Regions from separate parts of the Homo sapiens genome. Here region 1 is linked to region 2. Evidence: read pairs that join two places in POLR2A ChIA-PET (ENCODE). Cell type or tissue: PC-9. All regions are shown on one strand. Links, peaks and the distances in the headings refer to the core of each region. The heading gives the core; the rest is flanking DNA. Region 1 holds the start of TMEM223 (transmembrane protein 223). Region 2 overlaps MTA2 (metastasis associated 1 family member 2).

Region 1 (2,901 bases), core at 140-2,639, 190 kb after region 2:
TGTTAGGGAAGTGTCCAGTTTTGTCCAAGAGGAAATAGAAGCGTCGGCCTTTGACTTTCAGAGGTAGCATGGCAGGGACTTCACCCCGGTGGGCCATGCAAGATACCTGCTTCAAAGGAACTGTGAAATGGGCCCCCAAGCCAAAGGGGGCATGAGTGGTGAGGGTCACCTGCTGCCCTCCAGCTCGAAGCACCACTGAGCGCACAGACCGGAGAGAGAAGAGAAGACCAGCACCGAGTACGAGGGCTCCTGCAGGCAGGGCAGAGATTGGGGTGAGGGGTTTTCACTGGGCATCTAAGTACCGACCTTTCCAGTGCCCTCTGAATAAGAAATTTGTGGGATGAAAGTAGTATTTACTGAGCGCTTTTTTTTTTGAGACTGAGTCTCACTCTGCCGGCCAGGCTGGAGTGCAGTACTGAGCTCCTGTTATACCCAGTAATCTTGTTATTCCTCCCAACAACCTTAATAGATGTCCGTTTCCATTTTAATGGGAAGATGGAGAGCTTTAAGGACCTTGCTCAAGGTCGCAGAGTGAAGGGCAGCCCTCAGCCTAGGCTATGACAGGGCACGGCGCTCGGAGACATCACTGTTTCCCAATTTTTTTTTTTGAGAGGGGAGTCTCGCTCGGTCGCTTAGGCTGGAGTGCAGTGGCGTCATCTCGGCTCACTGCAACCTCCGCCTCCCAGGTTCAATTGATTCTCCTGCCTCAGCCTCCCGAGTAGCTGGGACTACAGGCGCTTGCTACCACGCCCAGCTAATTTTTTGTATTTTTAGTAGACACAGGGTTTGACGGTGTTAGCCAGGATGGTCTGGATGTCCTGACCTAGTGATCCGCCCGCCTCCGGCCTCCCAGCATTTGAGCCGCCGCGCCCGGCCAGTGTTTCACATTTCTGTGGGGTAAAGCCCGCCCGCCACTCTCGGATAGGGAGTCCCTGACTCTCCCTGCCTGTATAGGGAAGGTCGTGTCCCGCCACCCCACGTTGTCACAGTGGGAAGCCAGCCCACGTCTTACCGATGGCGCCGCAGCCGACGGCCAGACCGTAGCGCCAGAGCGCGGAGCGCAGGTCGAAGGGGCCACGATTTGGGACCTCCGCATCCAGAGGCTGCACCGGAACCGGGGGCCGGGACACGGCTGCCACAGCCATGGAAGCCCAGAAGACGCCCTGGCCCGCGCAGAACAGCCCGAGGATGGTGAAGAAGCGGCCCCGATCATGCTCAAAGAGCAGCACATCCCGTTGCAGCGTCGTGCCTTGCAGGGGCCGGCAGGTGAGCAGGGGCCGCAGCACGGCTAGCAGCCCCGTGGGCCATCGCCTCCAAGGCGCCGCCATGGCCAGCCGACTTCCGGGGTGGGGCTTCCTGCCGCAGAGCCGCCTTCCGCCCTCCCTGGGCGCCCCCGCTAGAGGGCCCGCCCCCCTCGCTCAGGGCTGGGAGGAGACAACCAATCCAGCACGCAGAACACGAAATACAACATCACTCTTTATATTAAAAAGTGCAGAACACGAAATACAACATCACTCTTTATATTAAAAAGTAAGGAGGTCCTGGGGTTAAGTACACAAAGCACCTAAGTCCTTCGGGTAGTTTAGTGTCAGTTCTACAAAGTAAGCTTTGGCTTCCTGGCACCAGTGAGGCTCAATCTTCTGAAGTCTTCCAGAAGGCAGGCGAGGAGAGGGATCAGGCAGCCCTCCCTCCCTCGGTCACAGTCACGGGGCGGCCTCGGGCCAGACAGGAGGAGATGACAGACGACAACCAGACGGTAATATCCAAGGACTATTTACAGGGGGGACTGCTTCTGAGGCATGACTACGATCACTTCATGAATGCCACTTCTGGGATCTCGCCCTTGGCCTGGAGAAAAATGAAGGTCAGTAGAGGTAGGCCTACCCTCGCCACTCAGCAACCCCACTCAGCTAACCTGACCTCCTGGAGGCCCAGAGATCCTAGTCTTTTTGCCACTGTATTTCCAGACCTTACCTTGAGATGAGTGAAGGCCTGGGCAGATCTGGTGTAGTCCCAGTTGTTGTCCTGAAGGCACCTGGAGTGGAAGAACAGGCAGCTCTGTAAGAACTCTGACTCGTAAATGCCAGCTGAAAGTCCACTCCATAAAAGCACCCAAGTTTGCCAACAAATATGTACATTCTTATACATCCTTGCACTATTTATACAAATGAGACATTAGTAAAAGTCCAGATGTTCTACCAATGGCTTCTCAAAGATAAGGAATATTAAATAGCTGTCAAGAAGCTCAAGATAGTTTTTACAGTGGTAGGGAAAGATGTTCATGGTGTAAGTAAAGAAACTAAGTTGCAGAACAGTATATGAAAAGGAACTTCCATTTTACCTTTAAAGTTTTTTATGTTAATTTATACACAGGCAAATTTTTTATAGACTATCAGGTTTGTGTTTTTCTGTTTGCTTTTTTTTTTTTTTTGAGACCGAGTCTTGCTCTGTCACCAGGCTGGAGTGCAGTGGCGTGATCTCGGCTCACTGCAACCTCCGCCTTCCAGGTTCAAGCAATTCTCCTGCCTCAGCCTCCCGAGTAGTTGGGACTACAGGCGTGGAACGCCAAGCCCCGCTAATTTTTGTATTTTTAGTAGAGACGAGATTTCACCATGTTGTCCAGGATGGTCTTGATCTCTTGACCTCGTGATCTGGCCGCCTCAGCCTCCCAAAGTGCTGGGATTACAGGTGTGAGCCACCTCTCCCAGCCAACTATTAGGTTTTTTTAAGCAGCCAAAAGTTTTGCCTTTTAAAATTTCAGGAGCCCAGGCACAGTAACTCACACCTATAACCGCAGCACTTTGGGAGGCCTAGGTGGGCAACATGGTGAAACCCCATCTCTGCAAAGAAATACAAAAAAATTAGCCAGGTGCTGTGGCCTATGCCTGTAGTCCCAGCTAC
Region 2 (2,901 bases), core at 276-2,775:
GCAGACAGTGCACTGCACAACCCCAGGTGACGCCATTCACAGAGACTATAATGTTAAAGTGCCCCTTGGAATTAGACAACCTGGTAGCCGTACAGTCTTGTCCTGTTGCTTACCCTCTACTAGGCGATCTGGGATCTCAGCTTGGTATTTGCAACCAACTCTAATCTCGCCCTGATCAGCGAGAAGTGTCTTCTGCACGGGGTCAAACACCAGTGAGTAAAAAAAGCAGTCCTGGAATTGGGGAGAGACAAGGTAAGCAAGGCAGCAATCCACATAGGCGGCGGGGAGGGAGGTGTATCTGAGTTTCCATGACCGGCAGTCTGGCAACCCTGTACCTCATCATTGTGCTCCTTTCCCCCTCTCTTTTGCGGGCAATACCCATTCCCCTCGCTCTTCTCTCAACATCTCTTTCTCACCTCCTTTTCCAGGTACTGGCTCAAGATATCTGTCTCATTCAAGAGGGTCACACTGCATTTCCCCCTATAGGAGAGAGATTGGAAAACCCCGGTGAGCCCCACTCTCCCTCCCCACAGCATCTCTCAATACCACCTCCTTCTCTCCATCTTCTACGTAAGTGCACGCAGGCTATGCTGGCCCCAGTTGTCCTGTACCGTATGTGGGTGGCTGGTAATGATTCAAATTGCCGAGAAAGAAAAAGTTCCCGGTGCTTCAGTTGATGGCGCTGCTGCTCAGACACCCCTGGCTGCTTTGATTCCTCTTCAAACTCCCCTGGGAGATTAAAGAGGAAGAAACCAAGTCAGAAATGGATCCAGCAAAACACCACCCTGGAAACTCTAACTCAGGGAAAATATTTCCTATCTTGGCTGTTTTTTTCTCACATTTCCCAGGCGTCTGCCTTCTATACCCTTATCCCACCAGCTTTCCTTCTTAGCTCTATGCCCCATCATAGATGCTCCCAACTCTATCAGTAATGCTTTTAGAGAAGAACTGCTGAGAGTACGAAGAATGCTCTAGAAATACATCGCTACCCAGCTGCCAGTACTCAGACACCAAAGTCCACAACGGGCCAGCAAGAACATCACACTTGTCTCTTGCTTGCTAAACCAGCCTGAGGTCCAGGAACTCAAGATGAAAAAATATCACACAAGACTGTGTTTACCAGTTCTTTTCAATTTCAGGAGACTCTTTGCTCTAAAACATCACATGCAGCCCTAACTATCCCTCATTTTCTACTTGGCTAATAATAGTTCCTGGGGTTTCCAAGGACAACACCTCTCAAGCCAGTGCCAACACCTTCCTCCCCAAGGAGCTGCAGCTTGCCCTGAAACCTAGCGGAAGGGGTTAACCTGGCTAGGCGCCAACCAAAGTGGGAGGGAGCAGAAGAACCTCAGCCCCAGGCTCATTGGTGTATTGTTCCCAACCTCAGGGAGAAGGGGGGGGTTGTGCAGTAGGCTCCACCCCTCGCTTGTGTGCTCCGGAAACCCTGTGCTGAGGCAAGGGGGACCACACCCCCAACACCCCTTCTGATTGGACAAGGCCAAGGTCAGCCCCTGCCAGATGGGGCTGGAAACCCTAAAGGGCCAAGGAACTTGGTAAGCTGGGCTCCTCTTTAACCCCTTCTCACCCAGAGCAGTCTGAAAAAGGAAAATAATTTAGAAAGGTGGAACAAAAGGAAGGAAAAAGAAAACCAAAGCAGGAAAGGAAAAAGAAGCTAAGGAAAATATGTTTTTTAAAAAAAGAAGATGAGACCTTAAAGAGAATGAAGATAGGGCAAAATGAAAAGGGAAAGATGTAAAATGGAGGGGGGCGGGCGGGGAAATGGGCGAGGTGAGAAATTAAAAAGCGCAAGAAAACTTCCAGCCATCTTCTAACTTCCAGGTACTCTCATCACCTTGTGATTACAAAATAAGCCTGCTTCTCTGTTACGCAGGCTTCTCAGTACAATGTCTTCCTCTTCACGTTGACCTTCAGTCATCACCTACTGTCTCAATGTACCCCAAACTGCCCCCCTTTAGAAAACCATTGTTTCTCTAAAGCTCGTCCTCATACTCTAAATGTTATCATCTCTCTCTTACTCTCATATACAAACCATATTATCGCTTTCCTTATCACAATCTCTCCACCCTGCTTCCAACCCCAACATGTAAAAACAGGCCTCCCTCCTCAGGCCAGGCATTTCCCACCCCCAAACTCACACCTCTGCCTTGGGCATGCTACCAGGGGAAATACCTGCAGGGACATGCCCAGGCCTCAGATCATGGGTAGGAGAAAAAGAAAGGGAGGAAGATACTCACTGGCATTACTATCAGCCAGGCTGTTGAGGCTACTAGAAATGTCCCTGCGCCGGAAAAGACAGACAACCTTTGCCTCCACATTTCCATTTGCAGTCTAAGGGGAGGAAAAAAACAAAAACAAAACAACGTAGCAGTGGAAATTGATCATCTGGGAACAGAAATGCACAAAGAGACAAATAACAGTAAGTTTCAGAGGGACCTAAATTAAAAAGCCCAAGAAAATATGAGTAAAGACTTACATTCAAGGATAGACTTCCAAATCCCTTTCCTTTGCCCCCAAGAGACAGAATAGTAAAGTTCCTGCTAACCTCTCAATAGCCTTTCCTGAATACATCCAATGAATGAATGAACGAATATGAATGGGTACTTAGTATAGGATCCTCTCTTCCACCAGAAGTTAGAAACCTCAGAAGAGACCACTGCGGGAGGGAGGGAGAGGGATTCTGCTCCACTCACCTTGTTGAGCTCCTCAATCCGTCTAACCAGGTAAGGATTGCTGGAAGAGTTCTCAAAATAGACGTAATCTGTAAGGGAAGGGAGGGGGGAGAACCACGAAGATCAGAGGAGATGGGAGACGCAGAGCACCAGGGTAGGAGAGAAAGTTGGCCTGAGTGGATCAAAAGGAGATAAGGATTCAGGTAGAAAG

The links. Peaks named below come from ENCODE experiments on the same cell type or tissue, not always from the same donor. Only the 100,000 strongest peaks of a DNase experiment are listed, where the experiment ranks them.
Region 1: POLR2A ChIA-PET joins it to region 2 with 15 read pairs; 21 of 35 experiments call an interaction of 5 or more read pairs at or near these places.

Annotation. Positions count from the first base shown.
Region 1 is chr11:62,790,667-62,793,567 of GRCh38, forward strand. TMEM223 (transmembrane protein 223) reads right to left here and starts at 1,340. Exons shown (of 2, transcript NM_001080501.3): 1 at 1,013-1,340; 2 at 1-249. The coding sequence starts at 1,328. NXF1 (nuclear RNA export factor 1) reads right to left here. Exons shown (of 21, transcript NM_006362.5): 20 at 1,975-2,035; 21 at 1,464-1,848. The coding sequence ends at 1,810. MIR6514 (microRNA 6514) reads right to left here and starts at 2,105; the gene lies at 2,036-2,105. RefSeq lists an enhancer at 740-1,249 and a silencer at 1,320-1,469. In PC-9, for the core only: CTCF peaks have their summits at 1,424 and 1,624; a DNase peak (open chromatin) is centred at 1,365; H3K4me3 peaks cover 2,182 bases; H3K27ac peaks cover 1,747 bases.
Region 2 is chr11:62,597,911-62,600,811 of GRCh38, forward strand. It overlaps MTA2 (metastasis associated 1 family member 2), which reads right to left. Exons shown (of 18, transcript NM_004739.4): 2 at 2,712-2,779; 3 at 2,256-2,349; 4 at 612-729; 5 at 417-480; 6 at 114-231. Among named protein-coding and RNA genes, the nearest start is that of MTA2, 2.5 kb to the right of the region's middle. RefSeq lists enhancers at 1,093-1,232, 2,826-2,901. In PC-9, for the core only: no CTCF peak of the experiment used is centred there; a DNase peak (open chromatin) is centred at 1,391; H3K4me3 peaks cover 1,665 bases; H3K27ac peaks cover 181 bases.